Regions from separate parts of the Homo sapiens genome. Here region 2 is linked to region 1. Evidence: chromatin loops called from intact Hi-C (ENCODE). Cell type or tissue: PC-3. All regions are shown on one strand. Links, peaks and the distances in the headings refer to the core of each region. The heading gives the core; the rest is flanking DNA.

Region 1 (9,840 bases), core at 3,353-7,352:
TTCATCAATTACTTTGGTCATCATTGCTTCTTGCATCCCACTCCTTTCTTCTAAAAAGCACATTTTAGGCCAGGCGCAGTGGCTCATGCCTGTAATCCCAGCAGTCTGGGAGGCTGAGGTGGGCAGACCACTTGAAGTCTGGAGTTCGAGACCAGCCTGGCCAACATGGTGAAACCCCATCTCTACTAAAAATGCAAAAATTAGCCAGGTGTGGTGGCAGGCCCCTGTAATCCCAGCTACTCGGGAGGCTGAGGCAGGGGAATCGATTGAACCCAGGAGGTGGAGGTTGCAGTGAGCCGAGATGGTGCCACTGCACTCCAGCCTGGGTGACAGAGCGAGACTCTGTCTCAAAAAAATAAAATAAAATAAAAAGTACATTTTAATGACGTGCTTTAGAACAATAAATTAGAAATTAAATTAGCAGAATGTTCTAGTGTATACTAGAGCCTGATATGCCCAAAATACTCATTCCTAGATGACAGAATCTAGTGATCTGTTTTAGGTAGGAATTATATATACTGGTTTGAAATAATCTTTTCTTGTTCCTTTTAATTGCAAAGGAAGTGACTCTCCATTTATTAGTTCCTACACGAGAGTAGGGTGAAAAGGCTAATAGAGGCCTCATGCATTCAAAGAGGCTTGAGGTTTTCATACTACTCTTATCTTTGGTTAAAACATTTGACCTGTTTATATCTAATTTCCTCTTAAACAATCACATGCAAAACCATATTAAGGGCCGGGCGCGGTGGCTCACGCCTGTAATCCCAGCACTTTGGGAGGCCGAGGCGGGTGGATCACGAGGTCAGGAGATCGAGACCATCCCGGCTAAAACGGTGAAACCCCGTCTCTACTAAAAATACAAAAAATTAGCCGGGCGTAGTGGCGGGCGCCTGTAGTCCCAGCTACTTGGGAGGCTGAGGCAGGAGAATGGCGTGAACCCGGGAGGCAGAGCTTGCAGTGAGCCGAGATCGCGCCACTGCACTCCAGCCTGGGCGACAGAGCGAGACTCCGTCTCAAAAAAAAAAAAAAAAAAAAAACCATATTAAGTAGGATACTTGAAATTCCTGAACATTATATAAATTATGTTAAAAATTTAATATGTTTGAAAGATAAAGAGGAAAATGCTTATACAGTTATCTTTCTGCCTCATAATCCTTAACTCAAAGAGGAATTAGAAATAAACCTTTGAAAGATGCTAATTCCATAGTCTGAATTGCTGCTTGTGTTTTAGGACAGAAGTCTAATTCATTATGTAGGCCTGATTCTAAGAAAATTTGTCTTTGCTTCTCACTTGTGTTATCTTTTAAAAATCCAGCAAATTCCATACTGCCCTTTTAGGTATAATGTTAACCATTACAAATAATTTTTTTTTTAATAAGAAGTCTCACACTGTCACCCAAGCTGGAATGCAGTGGCATGATCTCAGCTTACTGCAACCTCCGCCTCCCGGATTCAAGCGATTCTCCTGCCTCAGTCTCCCGAGTAGCTGGGACTATAGGCACACGCCACCATGCCTAGCTAATTTTTGTATTTTTAGTAGAGACGGGGTTTCACTATGTTGGCAAGGCTGGTCTTGAACTCCTGACCTGGTGATCCGCCCACCTCGGCCTCCTAAACTGCTGGGATTACAGGCGTGAGCCACCGCGCCCGGCCTGAAGAATCTTATGACCACTTTTTAAAATGCTTTCACAAGATATTCACACACCAATGATTTAAACAAATCAACAAAGGAAAAATTTCTTTGTACTTAATAAAAAATTCTATCTGCCAAATGTTTAAAAAAATAACTTCTGACACATAGGCTGGGCGCGGTGGCTCACGCCTATAATCCCATCACTTTTGGAGGCCGAGGCGGGCAGATCACTTGAGGTCAGTAGTTCGAGACCAGCCTGGTCAACATGGTGAAACCGTCTCTACCAAAAATACAAAAATTAGCCAGGCGTGGTGGCGCATGCCTGTAATCCCAGCTACTCGGGTGACTGAGACAGGAGAATAGCTTGAATCCAGGAGATGGAGGTTGCAGTGAGGCAAGATCACGCCACTTCACTCCAGCCTGGGTGACAGAGTGAAACTCTGTCTCAAACAAAAACAAACCAACGAAACAAACTTCTGACATATAGTTAATGAAAAGAAAATGCGTTTATGCACAGAAGGGATTTTTAAATTAACACAAAACAATTGAATATCTAAAAGCAACTCGTGCCAATATTTATATTGCTTTCAACTTAAGAATGTCTCATTGGCTATTTCAGACTAAGAAATCTGAGAAAGATTTCATCTCTAAATAGGCACACAATATATAAAGATGTACTTTGGGACAATAACTACATAAAGGAGGAGAGGTAGAGCTGTATAGAAGCAGTTTTTATATATACTATTGAAGCTAAATTAGTATTAATTCATACTAGTTAGTTGTAAACTTAAGATGCCCATCATAATCCCCAGGGTAACCACTAAGAAAAAAACCCTAAAAGATATATATATGAAAATAAGCCAGGCGAGGTGGCGTGCACCTATACTCCCAGCTACTCAGGAGGCTGAGGAGGGAGGATCACTTGAACCCAGGAGCTCTAGTCTAGCCTGGGTAACACAGTGATACTTTGCTTCTATTTAAAAAAAAGATATGCATAAAAGGAAATGAGAAGAGAATCAAAACGGTATACTACAAAAAAAAATCAATCAAATACAACAGAAGGGGAGATTTACTCATCCTTCCCTGGTTGGATGTATACATGAGGCATATAATAGTCCCCCCTTATAAGCAGTTTTGTTTTCCCTGGGTACAGTTACCTGTGGTCAACATGGTCCAAGAATATTACATGGAAAATTCCAGAAATAAACAATTCCTAACTTTCAAATTGCATGCCATTCTGAATAGCATGATGGAATCTCATGCCGTCCTGCTCCATCCCACCCAAGATGCAAATCATTCCTTTGCCCAGCACATCCATACTGTATATACCACCCATTAGTCACTTAGTAGCCATCTTGGTTATCAGATCAACTGTTGCAGTACTGCAGTGCTTCTGTTCAAGTAATCTTTGTTTTAATTAACAATGGCCCCAAAGCACAAGAGTAGTAATGCTAGCAAATTGTTACAATTGTCCTATTTTATTGTTGTTAATCTCCTACTGTGTCTAATTTATAAATGAAGTATAGGTATGTATAGGAAAAAATGTATATATAGGGTCTGGTACTATCCGTGATTTCAGGCATCTACCAGGGGTCTTGGAACATACTCTCCTCAGATAAGGGGGGACTGCTGTACAAGCTATTAAACTGTTTTTCTCTTGTGAATCTATCTTTTGTTACAGGAGTCCATCACAATTAACAACTATGAAGGGTAGAGAGAAAATTATCTTTCCTCCCCTAGAGTTTCTGGTGATGAGGATAGGATCTCTGGGGTACCCTGCTCACTCTGGAACCTGCCAATGAGATCCCGGGGAAACTGACAGAAGCTGGCTAAGGGTAAGAATTCTTACCAAAGTCAACTCTCCTGGATCTGTCTGTAGCACCTAGTAGAGAAGAGGAAGGCAAACACTTTTCTTTGCTCCTTACTTTCTAACTTTGATTAGCAGGAGGAAAACATCTGTACCAATTGATTTTTTTGGATTATGACTCTGGCTTGATCCTTTCCCTCTCAGAGACAGCTTTTGCTTTCCTGTTGGTCTCGTGTCCTGAAAGCTTAGCTTGGCTTTCTACCTGTCCGGGCACACAGGTTATCAAGCCTGTATTTGCAGGCAGCCAACTGAAAGGTTGGCAGCCCCCAATAATATGGCCGGACAGAAATGGGGGTTGCACCCTACTTGTATCTAGGGTCCTACCAACTGTTGCCAGCTCTCAGAGGATTCTCTGTCTTTTGGCTATCTCTGGGAGTGGTTCTGGATCTTGGCAGTTGGGGGGAGGGCTGTATCTTTGCACCCTCTATGAAGACACCCCTTATACCCACAGTTAAGCCATTAAGGGCTTATTGGTTTTGGTCAAGTCACTCGATAAATATAACTCTGAAAATATCCCCAGTGGGGTGACATGAATTGCATGCCAGGTTCTGGACAGAAATATAGTTAAAAATTAATCAGGCTGCCCTTTGGCCCACTTTCCTTTTGCTGAAAGTCATGTAGTACTAGATACTGACTATTTGCATTCCCATTGTTCCTATAGATAGGATCTCTGACATTGGAATTATAAGGCTTTCGTTTAAAGACTGCTTAAGATATTCTCAGGATCCTGAATTCTAGTGGAAAGGCTGAAGCCAACCAGTTTCAAGACCCTCAGAGAGGAACCAAATCAGCACAAGAATATACTTGTTTCTTTTTTTAAGATAGAGTCTTGCTCCTCAGCCAGGCTGGAGTGAAGTGGCACAATCATAGCTCACTAAAGCCTCAAACTCCTGGGCTTAAGTAATCCTCCAGCCTCAGCCTCCTTAGTAGCTGGGGCTACAGGTAGATACCACTACACCCAGCTAATTTTAAAAAATTTTTTGTAGAGATGGGGTCTCCCTATGTTAGCCAGGCTGGTCTTGAACTACTTCCCTCAAGCAATCCTCCTGCCTTGGGCTCCCAAAGTGTTGGGATTATAGGCATCAACCTGGCCAAGAATACAGTTTCTTCATCTCCAAGTCCTATGACTTCATCCTGCACTCTTCAACCAATCAACAATCTCCACACTTTGGCCCACTCCAAAACCCTTTAAAACCCTAACCTCAAATTCCTTGGGGAGATAGATTTGAGGTTTCCTCCCATCTCTTTAATTATCCTACCATTAAACTTCTTTCTCGGCCGGGCGCAGTGGCTCATGCTTGTAATCCCAGCACTTTGGGAGGCTGAGGCAGGTAGATCACTGTAGGTCAGGAGTTTGAGACCAGCCTGGCCAACATGGTGATACCCCGTCTCTACTAAAAATAAAAAAATTAGCTGGGCGTGGTGGTAACGCGCCTGTAATCCCAGCTACTCGGGAGGCTGAGGCAGGAGAATTGCTTGAACCTGGGAGGCATGGGCTGCAGTAAGCCGAGATTGTGCCACTGTACTCCAGCCTGGGTGACGGAGCGAGACTCCGTCTCAAAAACAAAAAACAAAAACCTCTTTCTCTGCTGTAACCCAGCATCTCAGCATATTGATTTGCTGTGTACATTGGGCAAGAAACATATTATGATTACACCTTTGGTTTAAAAGAAAAAAAAAGGAGTTCAATTCTGCCAGGAATATTCTCTATTCTTTTTGATCCTGTTCCTTCCATGGAAACCTCAGTCAACTGAAATTCCTTTCTCAAAATCCTGCAAACTATATGCTCTGCCAACTCTGGCCACCTCCTTTTCGTTGACACAATTTTGCTAATAACTTGAAACTTCATTGGCTTCTTCAGAAAACTTAAGATCTCCCCAAACTGGTGCTAAGACCTCTTCCTCCCCGTTGCTTCTGCTCCTCCTTCTGCCACTTTCGATCTTTAATTCAGTTTCTTTGAACCTTGATCTGTTCCCCCTCCAAGCCCCTACCTCCTCCATCCTTCTGTCCACTACTGTGAGACCTTTTACCTTCCCACTCCAGCCCCTTAGTCTCTTGAACTGTAGAACTCTGGCTCTCAAGAGACTTAGGGACATCCAAAAGCAATTACATGAGGCTAAAAAGAAAAGGAAGGCTAGTTAGAAATAGACTGGATATTTCATCCACTCCGATGGGCTTTGGAGATAGACAACCACTAGGTGTCTCCTCAGTCACCTACATTTTAGTCCACAGCCTCATGACTGACCTCTGGAAATAGGCAAATATGCTACAAAACTCCTAGGAGAGAACTTTCATCCTTTCTCTGTGTCTTTGAGATGTAAAATTTCTTCTCTAGGGCCTGAGGGCTATCTCTTTTGAAATGAAAATCTCAAGGAGATGACTCTCACCTGAAGGAAAAAAAAGGAGCTGTTTGGAAATTGGGCAAATGAAGAATCTTGTCTTTTCCACAAATACTTGTAAAAACCTTTAGCCATCTGAGTAGGTAACCTTAACTTACTCTATCTGCTAGAAACACAATTTAGATACAGCTATTCTCTTACAAACGAGTGAGTTTCATATTATTGTACCTGATACATGGCTAAAATTTTTAAATGAAAGCTGTAAAATCTGTTTGTATCTGTATGTTTATGTATGTCTCTGTAGATATGACATTTTTCTATCCCCATGGTATTATGTAGTTTGTAAACAAGGTCTACTTCACTGGCTTTAAGAAAAATAAACCTGGCTGAGTGTGGTGCTTAGGCTTGTAATCTTAGAACTTTGGGAGGCCCAGGCAGGAGGATTGCTTAAGGTCACCCTCAGCAACATAACGAGATCCTCGTCTCTACAAAAGAAAATTTAAAAATTAGCTAGCCATAGTGGCTTGTGCATGTAGTCCTAGCTACTTAGGAGGCTGAGGCAGGAGAATTGCTTGAGCCCAGGAGTTCCAGGCTGCAGTGAGCTATGATCCTGCCATCGCACTCCAGTATAAGTAACAGAGACCACGTGTCCAAAAAAAAAAAAAAAAAAATGCCGAGCATGGTGGCTCACGCCTGTAATCCCAGCAGTTTGAGAGGCCGAGGCAGACAGATCACCTGAGCTCAGGAGTTCAAGACCAGGCTGGGCAACATGGCGAAACCCCATCTCTACAAAAAATACAAATATTAGCCAGGTATGGTGGCATGTGCCTATGATCACAGCTACTCGGGAGGCTGAGGCAGGAGAATTGCTTGAGCCCAGGAGGCGGAGGTTGCAGTGAACCAAGATAGCGCCATTGCACTCCAGCCTGGGCGACAGAGCAAGACTGTCTCAAGAAAAAAAAAAAAGGACAGAAAGAGAAACTTACATAAATTAAGTATTCTCTTAGAAAACAGAAGAACTAACCCAAATGCTTTTCAAGTTCACTTGACTGGTAATCTTTGGTAAATAATACTGTTGGTTTAGTTAAAAAAAAAAAAAAGAAAAGAAAATGCCTTCAGAGTTGTCAGCATCAGCATTAAATATAATGCAGACACACAACTTTTATTCTGAGTTTACTAGTCGAGTAAGCTTATGTTATTTCTACTAGATGTTTATGATTATAAAATTAATTCAACCAAGAATAAATATATAAGTAAAAATGCAGTATTTGTTACTTCATATATATCAAGTACAGCAGTGAACAAAAAACCCATGAATTTAAAAAGAAACACACACAAGAGACGGCAGTAATAAAGGATTAAGGAACAAAAAAAATATGATACATAGAAAACAAATAGCAAAATGACAGAAGTCCTTCCTCATCAGTAATTATTTTAGATGTAAAAAAATTAAACTCTCCAATTTCAAAAGTCAGAGATTGGCAGAATGGATTTAAAACCAAGATCTAACTATAAATTGTCGACAAGAAACTCACTTTAGGTTCTAGACACAAACAAGTTGAAAGAGAAAGGATGGAAAAAGACATTGCAAGCAAACCAAACCAAAAGAGGGCTAGGGTTGCTCCACTAATGTCAGATAAAATAGACTTTTAAGTAAAAAAGTGTATTATTACAAGAGACAACAATAATATATATTGATATAGGGGTAAGGTATTAATAATCATAAACAGACATACCTAACAGTCCCACTATATATGAAGTAAAAACTGGTAGAATTGAAGGCAGAAATAGACAGTTCTACAATAATGGTTGAAGACTTCAATACCCCACTTTCAATAATGGATAATACTAGACAGAAGATCAATAAGGAAATAGAAAAACTGAACAACACTACAAACCTACTTGGCTCGGTAGACATATACAGAACATTCCACACAAAACAGTAGAATACACATTCTTCTCAACTCCACATGAAACATTCTCCAGGATAAATCACGTTAGGCCACACAACTCTCAATAGATTTAACAAGACTGAAATCATATACTATCTTCTCTGGCCACATGGAGTAAAATTAGAAATCACTAATAGACCAGGTATGATGGCTCTCGCCTGTAATCCCAGAAATTCGGAAGACCAAGATGGAAAGATTGCTTCAGGCCAGGAGTTCAAGACTAGCCTGGGCAACATAGGGAGACCCAATCTCTGCAAAAATTTTTAAAAAATTAGCTGGGTGTGGTGGCATGCACCTGTAGTCCCAGCTACTCAGAAAGATCGCTGAAGCCCAGGAGTTTAGGCTGCAGTGAGCTGTGACTGTGCCACTGCACTCCAGCCTGGGCAACAGGGTGATACCGTCTCAAAAAAAAAAAAAAAAAAAAAGAAAAACATAGAATAGACTCAAGTTACTAAAATCAGAAATGAAAGTGGGATATTACTACTGATCTTGCAGAATTAAAAAGGATGATAAAAGATTGCCATGAGGCTGGGCACAATGGCTCACGCCTGTAATACCAGCACTTTGGGAGGCCGAGGTGAGAGGATTGCTTAAGAGTTTGAGACCAGCCTGGGCAATACAACAAGACCCCATCTCTACAAAAAAATTAAAAAAAAAAAACTAGTTAGGTGTGGTAGTGAATGCCTGTGGTCCCAGCTACCTGGGATGCTGAAGTAGGAGAACTGCCTGAACCTGGGAGATCTAGGCTGCAGTCAGCTATCATCGTGCCACTGCACTCCAGCCTGGGTGACAAGAGTGAGACCCTGTCTCAAAAAAAGAAAAGAGGATTGCTATCGACAATTGTATGCCAACAAATTAGATATCTAAGAGAAAATCGAGGCAAGTGGATCACAAGGTCAGGAGATCGAGAACATCTTGGCTAACATGGTAAAACCCCGTCTCTACTAAAAATACAAAAATTAGCTGGGCGTGGTGGTGTGCGCCTATAGTCCCAGCTACTCTGGAGGCTGAGGAAGGAGAATCTCTTAAACCCAGGAGGCAGAGGTTGCAGTGAGCCGAGATCACACCACTGCACTCCAGCCTGGGCGAAAAGAGCGAAACTCCATCTCAAAAAAAAAAAAAAAGACACGAAAAAAACAAACAAACAAAAAAATACAAATTCCTAGAAATATACAAATGACCTAAAACTGATGCAAAAAGAAATAGAAAATCTGAACAGACCTGTAGGATACTAAATAATCGAAAACATCCCCCAAAAGAAAAGCCTGGTACCAGACAGCTTCACTAGTGAATTCTCTTTTTTTTTTCATCATCCTCTGACTTTCACACTGGTGAATTCTGTTAAAGAAGAATGAACACCAATCCTTCTGAAAGTCTTCCAAAAAACAGAAGACCAAATACTTGATAGTTCATTGTATAACACTAGCATTACTCCGATACTAAAGCTGGATAAAGATACTGCAAGAATAGTACAGATCAATATTCCTTATGAATATAGATGCAAAGATCTTCAAAAAATAATAGCAAATCAAATCCAACAACATACCAAAAGGATTAGACAACATGACCAAATGGGATTTATGCCAAGAATGCAAGGGTGATTCTACATATGAAAACAAATCAATGTATTACACCACATGAATAGAATGAAGGAAATAAACCACATGATCATCTCAATTGATGCAGAAAAAGCATCTGACAAAGTTCAACACCCTTTAATGACAAAAACATTCAGAAAGCTAAGAATGAAAGAAAACTTCCGGCCGGGCAGTGGCTCACTCCTGTAGTCCCAGCAATTTGGGAGGCCAAGACGGCAGATCAATTGAGGCCAGGAGTTCGAGACCAGTCTGGGCAACACAGTGAGACCCCTGTCTCTATTAAAAAAATGTTAATTAGCCAGGTGTGGTGGCAGGTGCCTGTAGTCCTAGCTACTTGGGAGGCTGAGGTGGGAGGATTGCTGGAGCCCAGGAGGTAGAGGCTGTAGTGAGCCATGACTGTATCATAGCACTCTAGTCTGGGTGACAGAGCGAGACTCCATCTCTAAAAAAC
Region 2 (9,840 bases), core at 3,534-7,533, 90 kb after region 1:
GCAGAGGCGGGCAGATCACGAGGTCAGGAGTTCAAGACCAGCCTGACCAACATGGTGAAACCCTGTCTCTACTAAGAATACAAAAAAAAGCTGGGCGTGGTGACGCGTGCCTGTAATCCCAGCTACTTGGGAGGCTGAGGCAGGAGAATCACTCGATCCTGGGAGGCGGAGGTTGCAGTGAGCTGAGATCGTGTCACTGCACTCCAGCCTGGGTGACAGAGCAAGACTCAGTCTCAGGCCAATATCTCTGATGACCACTGATGCAAAAATCCTCGGCCGGGCACGGTAGCTCATGCCTGTAATCCCAGCACTTTCCCAGGTTGAGGTGGGTGAATCACAAGGTCAGGAAATCGAGACCATCCTGGCTAACATGGTGAAACCCTGTCTCTACTAAAAATACAAAAAAATTAGCTGGGCATGGTGGTATGCACCTGTGGTCCCAGCTACTCGGGAGGCTGAGGAAGGAGAATGGCATGAACCTGGGAGGCAGAGCTTGCAGTGAGCCGAGATCGCACCACTGCACTCCAGCCAGGGTGACAGAGTGAGACTCCGTCTCAAAGAAAAAAAAAATCCTCAACAAAATACTAGCAAACTAAATTCAACAATACATTAGAAAGATCATTCATCATGACCAACTGGGATTTATCCCTGGGATTCAAGGATGGCTCAATATACACAAACCAATCAATGTGATACAGCCTGTCAACAGAATGAAGGATAAAAACCTTCAGTTTCAGTTTGAAATAAAAACCTTTCATTTCAGTTGATGCTGAAAAAGCATTTGATAAAATTCAACATTTCCTCATGATAGAAACCCTCAATATCCGGGGATAGAAAAAACATACCTTAACATAACAAAAGTCATATACGATAGACCTGCACCTAGTATTATACTGAAGGGGGAAAAACTTAAAGCCTTTCCTCTAAGATCCAGAACATGACAGGATGCCCACTGTCATCACTGTTATTCTGAAAGTGCTAGTTAGAGCAGTCAGACAAGAGAGAGATACAAAGGGCATCCAATTTGGAAAAGAAGAAGTCAAATTATCCTTGTTCGTTGATGATATGATCTTATATTTAGAATAAACTAGACTCCATGAGAAAACTATTAGAACTGATAAATTCATTAGAATTGTAGGATACACAATCAAAATGCAAAAATTAGTAGCATTTCTATATGCCAACAGTGAACAATCTGAAAAAGAAATTTAAAAAATAATCTCATTTACAATAGCCACATGTAAAATTAAATACCTAGGAATTGACTGAACTATAAGAAGTGAAAGGTCTCTATAATGAAAAGTAAAATACACTGGCCGGGCACGGTGGCTCACACCTATAATCTGAGCACATTGGGAGTCCAAGGTGGGCAGATCACTAGGTCAGGAGTTTGAGACCAGCCTGGCCAATATGGTGAAACACCATCTCTATTAAAAATACAAAAAAAAAATTAGCTGGGCATGGTGGCACACGCCTGTAATCCTAGCTACTCAGGAGGCTGAGGCAGGAGAATTTCTTGAACCCGGGAAGCAGAGGGTGCAGGGAGCTTAGATCGCGCCACTGCACTCCAGCCTGGGCAACAGAGCGAGACTCTCTCTTGACATATAAAAAAGTCAATTCAAAATGGATTAAAGACTTAAATCTAAGACCTCAAACCATGAAACTACTGCAAGAAAACATTGGGGAAAATCTCCACAACATTGGTCTGGGCAACGACTTCTTGAGCAATACCCAACAAGTACAGACAACCAAAGCAAACATGGGCAAACTGCATTGCATAAAGTTAAAAAGCTTCTGCACAGCAAAGGATACAATCACCAAAGTGAAAAGACAACCCATGGAATGGGAGAAAATATTTGCAAACTACCCATCTGACCAGTGATTAACAACCAGAATATATAAGGAGTTCAAACAACTCTATAGGAAAAAATCTAATAATACAATCAAGAAATTGGCAAAATATTTGAATAGACATTTCTCAAAAGATGACACACAAATGGCAAACAGGCAAAAGAAAAGTTGCTCAGCATCATTGGTCATGAGAGAAATGCAAATCAAAACTACAAGATATCATCTCACCCCAGTTAAAATGGCTTATATCCAAAGACAGGTAATAACAAATGCTGGTGAAGATGTGGACAAAAGGGAACACTTGTACACTGTTGGTGGGAATGTAAATTAGTACAACCACTATGGAGCACAGTTTGGAGGTTCCTCAGAAAGCTAAAAATTGAGCTACCATATGATCCAGCAATCCTACTCCTGGGTATCTACCCAAAAAGAAAGGAAATGAGTATATCAGAGAAATATCTGCACTCCTATGTTTCTTACAGCGGTGTTTACAACAGCTAAGATTTGGAAGTAACCTAAGTGTCCATCAACAGATGTTTGGATAAAGAAAATGTGGTACAGATACACAATGGAGTACTATTCAGCCATAAAAAAATGAGATCCTGTCATTTGCAATCACATGGATGGAACTGGAGTTGACTATGTTAAGTGAAATAACCCAGGCCCTGAAAGACTAACGTCACATGTTCTCACTTATTTGTGGGATCTAAAAATCAAATCAATTGAACTCATGGACACACAGAATAGAAGGATGGTTACCAGGTGCTGGGAAGGATAGTGGGGGGTTGGGTAGTGGGGGGTTGGGTAGTGGAGGTGGGGTTGGCTAATAGGTATTAAAAACAGAAAGAATGACTAAGACCTTCTATGTGATAGCAAAATAGGGTGACTTACATGGTTTGGATGTGTCCCCCCCAAATCTCATCTTGAATTGTAATCTGCATAATCCCCACATGTCTGGGGAGAGACCTGGTGGGAGGTGATTGGATCATGGGGGTGGCTTTCTGCATGCTGTTCTTGTGATAGTGAGTGAGTGCTCACGAGATCTAATAGTTTTATAAGGGGCTCTTCACCCTTTGCTCCACACACTTCTTTCTCCTGCCACCTTGTGAAGAAGGATGTGTTTGCTTCCCCTTCTGCCATGATTGTAAGTTTCCTGAGCCCTCTCCAGCCATGCAGAACTGTGAGTCAATTAAACTTCTTTACTTTATAAATTACACAGACTCAGGTATTCTAGCAGTGTGAGAATGAACTAGTACTGTGACTATAGTCAATAATAACCTAATTGTATATTTTAAAATAAGTTAAAGAGCATAATTGAATTGTTTGTAACTCAAAGGATAAATACTTGAGGGGATGGACGCCCCGTTTTCTATGATGTGCTTATTTCACATTGCATGCCTGTACATCTCATATACCCCATAAATTTATACACCTACTAGGTACCCATAAAAATTAAAAAAAAATAATCCTGCCAGTGTGGCAGTCACCACAGCTTGGGGTCTGGACATCAGTTTCACATGTTCATAATGTCAATATTCTAAATGTTGCAGAGTTGATGGATGCTGGGAATGTGGATTCTCACTAAGGATGTTCACAAGAGAGTGTTGTATAAACCAGAATGCCAATTTATTAATTTACAAATGCAAACATAATTGTTCATGCAGATTTGATTGGAACGTAGCTAATTCTTTCCCTGTGGGCAGATCTTCATGGGAAGCCAAATTATAATCAGAATATTGTTCATACCATAGAATTAAGACAAGGTGTTAGTTGGATCATTTAAATGCATAGTACTGTTTGCTATAATTGCTCTAATGGCCCGTCTCCTCAATATGGACTAGAGTATTTACTCCCTGGGGAGACTGGTGTATTTGTTTTGGATGTCAGTGCCTACCCACCCCACCTCCTGCGTAGGGCCTTTTCAGGTTTTTAAATTTTTCCATGATTTCTTGGCTGATCAAAACCCTTGATTAGGCCAGGCACAGTAGCTCATGGCTGTAATCCCAACACTTCGGGAGGCTGAGTTCGGGGAATTGCTCGAGGCCAGGAGTTCAAGATCAGTCTGGGCAACTTAGTGAGACCCTGCCTGTCTCTACAAAAAATTAAAATTCGCCAGGTGTGGTAGTGCATGCCTGTAGTACCAACTACTCCGGAGGCTGAGGCGGGAGGGTCACTTGAGCCTGGGAAGTTGCAACTCCAATGAACCGTGATCATGCCACTGCACTCCAGCCTAGGTGACAGAGTGAGATGCTGTCTCTAAAACAAAAAACAAAGTGAAACTCTTGATTGGCATAATTTTGTTTCTCTATCAGCTTTATTTTTAAAAAAATTACATAAGTAAAACATGTCTCTTTAGCTATTATCTCTTAAATCAGATTACCTTCTGTAATAATTCTATGGGAATTATTCTACGGGAGCACAGTCATTCACGCTTGTAACCCCAGCACTTTGGGATGCCAAGGTGGGAGGACTGCTTGAGCCCAGGACTTTGCAACCAGCCTGAGCAACATAGACCCCGTCTCTACAATAATAATAATAATAATAAAAATAAAAAAATTAACCGGGCATGATGGTGTGTGCCTGTAGTCCATGCTACTTGGGAGGCTGAAGTGGGAAGATCCCTTGAGCCAAGGAGGTAGAGGCTGCAAGTGAGCCATGATAGCACCACCGCATTCAAGCCTGGGCAAGAGTGAGGCCCTGTCTCAATAAAAACCCGCAAAAAACTTTGGGAGCATCGTACGGTTGCCAGTGAATAAGGTTATAAGATAAAAAACAGGATGCTCAATTAAATTCAGCTAAACAAGCGCTGTATATTTTTAGTGTAAGTATATCCAAAATATTAATGAGGTATACTTACACTAAAACAAATATTCATTGTTTACCTGAAATGCAAATTTAAATAGGCATCCTGTATTTTCATTTGCTAAACCTGGCAATCCTACCAGCACTTTAACATGAAGCCATGAGGGTTGCCTGGATTCATGCTGGTAGGTAAGCACCAATCCATTCGGTTGCCTCAGACAGGACAGAAACCATTCCCTCTAAAAAAATCGTTTACTTTGACGATAGGTAGCAACGAAGCACGGAAGAATCTTGACCCTTTGAGGAACCCGTAACTGACGCAAGTGCCATAAATGCTACTTTGATTGATTCTCCGCCCCCTCCATTCTTCTCTTCCTGCAATTGCTCTATCACTTCTTCCCTCTCAAGTCCCGCCCTTTCAGCTACCTCCAACTGCTGAGGAACCGGTTGCCTAAAAGGAGCCGGCAAAAGCGCCTACGTGGAGTCCAGAGGAGCGGAAGTAGTCAGATTTGACTGAGAGCCGTAAAGCGCGGCTGGCTCTCGTTTTCCGGATAACGACTACAGCTCCGACTGTCAGTGCCGGCCTTCCTCGTGTGAGGGGATCTGCCGGACCCCTGCAAATTCAATTTCTTTCCCATTCCGGGCCCTTCCCTATCGTCGCCCCCTTCACCTTGGATCATGTTCAAGAAGTAAGGACATGCTGTGGCCTCCATCGGCTGCTCACAAAGGCGGTGGGGTGGGGGTGGGGAAGAGGGCGAGAGCTAAGATCCTCTTTCTCTCTCCCCCGCCCCTGCCATCCTGACTCCCTAAGGTTTTCTATAGTACTATGCTCTCACTCCCAACTTGAACACTTCTTTAAGCTTTCCATCCGTAGTCCTTAATTGGGTTTCAGTCCCTCCACTCCCATTGTTTTTTCTCCTTACCCCTCTTTCTCTTTTGCCCCCTCCCCCAATTCTGTCTCCATTCCTAGGGTTCTACCAATCACATCCGTGCACTGTGATTTAGAGGCATATTCTCTGTAGCTGAGAGGGGAGCCCTGCGCTCACTGCCATATGTTTATTAGTTATGAACTGAATAAAGGAAGGCTTGACTTCCTGGGTCATGGGAGTGAAGGAGTCTGGGTGACAGGAAGCAAGCGGCCTGTCATGCCTATTGCCTAGCTGCCAGATTAACCTTGCCTTGAAAATAACGATTGCCCCATAGGCTATTCAGTGTAAGGAAGACAAAAATTCCTTGGGAACCTACTAGTGGGTTTGCCTTCCAGATTTGGTAGACGCAAAAAGCAAAGGGGGAACATGGGCAAAGGAAGGTGGGTTTTGTGCATGAAATTTTGAGCAAAAACGAATAGGGATCTTAGAAATCATTATTATCATCACTTAAAAAAAATCTCAGCAGATTACATAGCCTAGCAGGGGCCGATTTTCTATGTTATGCTTGGGTTGGTCTTTTGTATCTCAAGAATTGAGGGTTTTGTTTTCTGATCTCAGGTTTTATTATTGGTGGGAGCCTGTGTTTCTTCCTGGGTAGAATTGAATAAGATTTTCCAGGAAAGGCATTTGTGTAGCTAATTACAGATTATGGTGCAAAGTATGTCTCATATTCCTCCCCCTAACCCCAGCTAATTGCTGTATACTTGACAGTTTATTTCAATATTGTATTAAGACATTGGTTTTGTGCTGGACAGAGTAAAAGGGAGATGGTATTTTTTTTTAAAAGAACAATTTATTTCATAATTAAGTATCTAAATACTTGGTTGGGAATAAATGACTAATTAGAACAGTACCTTTAGGTATTCTGATACCTCTACTTAGAAATGCCTTTTCTTTTCTTGCAAAAATTACTTGGCAGATTTGATGAAAAAGAAAATGTGTCCAACTGCATCCAGTTGAAAACTTCAGTTATTAAGGGTATTAAGAATCAATTGATAGAGCAATTTCCAGGTATTGAACCATGGCTTAATCAAATCATGCCTAAGAAAGATCCTGTCAAAATAGTCCGATGGTAAGTCTTTGTTTTTGTCTGTGTAAAGCTCGGTATAGCTGAATATTTAATGATTAGATTGCACTCATACTAAATGGAATTATTTTCAGATTAACTATTGATAGATTAATAATGGGGTAGACACAGAATAACTCTAAAACTCCAATATTTGTATTTTCAAAGATTTTCTATGTCCCTGAAAAAATGTGGCTTTGTGTATTGATTGTTCTAGTAAAGAGTTAAATGTTTTAGTTCAGAGTTGGATTTAATTTATTTCAGTTTGTTGTTTAGAGAATTGTTTTATTGAATTACCTAACAATGGAATTAATAAAATGTGAAATAAAATTGGTTGTAGCAGGTAATATTTTTCTTTTTTTCTCTACTGGACTTGCATGATAGGAAAAACAATGTAAACAATATTTTTTGGCCAGGATTTTTACTGACTTTTTAAGAAAGTTTATCACTGTATATGCGTGTTTTATATTGTGAATTTTTGAAAGAAAATATCTAACTTGGTACTTTGTGACATTTGTCTTACAGCCATGAACATATAGAAATCCTTACAGTAAATGGAGAATTACTCTTTTTTAGACAAAGAGAAGGGCCTTTTTATCCAACCCTAAGATTACTTCACAAATGTAAGGTTTTTTTATTTTTATTTTTTGAAATTTTACTCCTATTGCAATATTCAAATGTAAAGTCTTGTAAGAAATATGCATTTAATCAGATAAGACACTGCTGGGGGAGAAAAACAGAAATATGCATTTGGGAATACTGAAAGACACAAAAAGAGTTTAGAGTGACTTCTGATAATTGACTCATTATTTATTAGTACTAGGTAATAATGGATGTAAAACTAAAATGAATGCCCATCTTGTGGTAAATCTGAAAAATGCAGATTCTCTCATGCATTCCAGAAAGCCCAAGAAAGATCATTTATTAATTCATTCAACAAATATTTATTGCCGGGCACGGAGGCTCACGCCTGTAATCCCAGCACTTTGGGAGGCCAAGGCGGGTGGATCACCTGAGATCAGGAGTTCGAGACCAGCCTGGCCAACATGGTGAAACCCCGTCTCTACTAAACATACAAAAGTTAGCCGGGCGTGGTCACAGGTGCCTGTAATCCCAGCTACTCGGGAGGCTGAGGCAGGAGAATCACTTCAACCCGCGAGGCGGAGGTTGCAGTGAGCAGAGATCACGCCATTGCACTCTAGCCTGGGGAACAAGAGCGAGACTTAGTCTCAAAAAAAAAAAAAAAAAAAAAAAGACAAATATTTATTGAACTTACTATGTGCTAGGCATTCAGCTAGGTGCTGAGAATACAATGGGAAGCAAAGACATTGTCTCTGTCCTTAAGAAACTAATAGTCTAGTTTGGAGAATAAACAACAATTAGATAATTACGCAAATATGTATTTACAAACTGTGATAAGCATTGTGAGCATTTTCATCTTTTATATTTGTATCTATTTGCCTAATAGAGAAAAGTCTATATATGGGAAAGCATTGACTAAGTGTCCTTCCGTCCAGGTATTTCCTGTGATGTGTGTAAATGCATTTTTTTTTAAAATTGGGCTCTCTGTTACATAGTTTTTAAAAATTGATACGTCATAGCTGTACATTGTCTGCTGTTGTGGTGCCTGTATCCCCCACCACCTATATATATTTATAATAGTTGTACATATTTTAGGGGTACATGTGATATTTGATACCTTTATACAGCGTGTAATGATCAAATCAGGGTAATTAGGGTATCTGTCACCTCAAACGTTTATCTTTGTGTTGAGAAGATTACAATTCTTCTAGCTATTTTGAAATATAGAGTAAATCATTGTTAAATATAATTTCCTTATTGTACTCTCGAATACTAGAACTTATCGACCTGTATTTTTATACCCCTTAACCAACTTCTCCTCATCCCCTTGTAGTTTTTTTTTAAATTAACAGGCTTTTATTTTTTAGAGCAGTTTTAGGTTTCCAGAAAAAGTAAGCAGAAAGAATAGAGTTCCCTCTCCCCAGTTCAGATTCCCCTATGAATAACATCTTGTTTTGGAATGATACATTTGTAACAATTGAACCAGCATTGATACATTATTATTAACGCAAGTCCTTAGTTTACATTAGGGTTTACTCTTTGTATTCTACAGTTTTATGGTTTTTCCCAAATACATGTCAAGTATCTACTGTTAAAGTATCATACAGAATGGTTTTACTGGCCTAACATCCTTTGTGCTCCACCTATTCATCCTTCCTCCCCCCACTTCCCCAACCCCAGGTAACCACTGATCTTTTTAATCGTTTTTTTACTCTGCGTTTTTCACTTAACATTATATCACAAAAATTTCCCAGGGCATATTAAGTAGTCTCCAAAAACCATAGTTTTGAAATTACGGTTTTTGGAGAATACTTGGGATGCTGAGGCGGGAAGATTGCATGAGTCCAAGAGTTCAAGGTTATTGTGAGGTATTGATTGCTCCACTGTACTCCAGCCTGGGTGGCAGAGCAAGACCCTGTCTCAAAAAAACAAACAAAAAAGATTACCAATTTGGTAAACAAATGATAGTGTTTCAGAGTTTTCTTTTGTATCTGTCAGATTAATTTGGGGAAATACTGTTCAGATCCTTTGCCTTTTTCTGTTGAGTCATTAGTCTTATTATTAATATATTGTATATCTTTTCTTACAGATCCTTTTATCCTGCCACACCAGCAGGTTGATAAAGGAGCCATCAAATTTGTACTCAGTGGAGCAAATATCATGTGTCCAGGCTTAACTTCTCCTGGAGCTAAGCTTTACCCTGCTGCAGTAGATACCATTGTTGTATCCTTCCCAGGCTAAAACTGCTGAAAAATGTATTCATTGTGCTCTTATCATTACTGCGAAAGGTGTACCATCCAAGAGAACATTAGATGTACTTTTTTGAAGGTTACTGTTACTCTTATCTCATGCCTTTCTGGTTACATTTGAAGTTGTACAAAGTAATTTTATTTGTTGCTACTAAATTATCTCATCTTAGGTCGTTTCTTAGAAGTTAAATGAGAACAAGTTACAGAAGAGTCTCAGCTGCATTTCAGCCCAGTCAGGGCCTACTGTTATCAGACTTAGGACACAATAGGGAATTCTTGATTACTAGGGGAAAGGATATAGATGATATAATTGGATCAGCTTTTTGGATATCAACTTGCCACTGTAATGTTCATTTTGACT

What was found. A loop is a pair of places that touch in the nucleus more often than their neighbours do. Peaks named below come from ENCODE experiments on the same cell type or tissue, not always from the same donor. Only the 100,000 strongest peaks of a DNase experiment are listed, where the experiment ranks them.
Region 2: a loop joins it to region 1, with 4 times the contacts of the local background. A loop is called at or near these places in 6 of 110 quality-filtered maps.

The regions. Positions count from the first base shown.
Region 1 is chrX:120,508,737-120,518,576 of GRCh38, forward strand. No RefSeq gene overlaps it. Among named protein-coding and RNA genes, the nearest start is that of LAMP2, 44 kb to the left of the region's middle. In PC-3, for the core only: a CTCF peak has its summit at 5,705 (motif pointing right); a DNase peak (open chromatin) is centred at 5,715.
Region 2 is chrX:120,598,906-120,608,745 of GRCh38, forward strand. MCTS1 (MCTS1 re-initiation and release factor) reads left to right here and starts at 5,196. Exons shown (of 6, transcript NM_014060.3): 1 at 5,196-5,342; 2 at 6,502-6,654; 3 at 7,174-7,271; 4 at 9,320-9,453. The coding sequence starts at 5,332. In PC-3, for the core only: no CTCF peak of the experiment used is centred there; a DNase peak (open chromatin) is centred at 5,066; H3K4me3 peaks cover 2,915 bases; H3K27ac peaks cover 1,801 bases.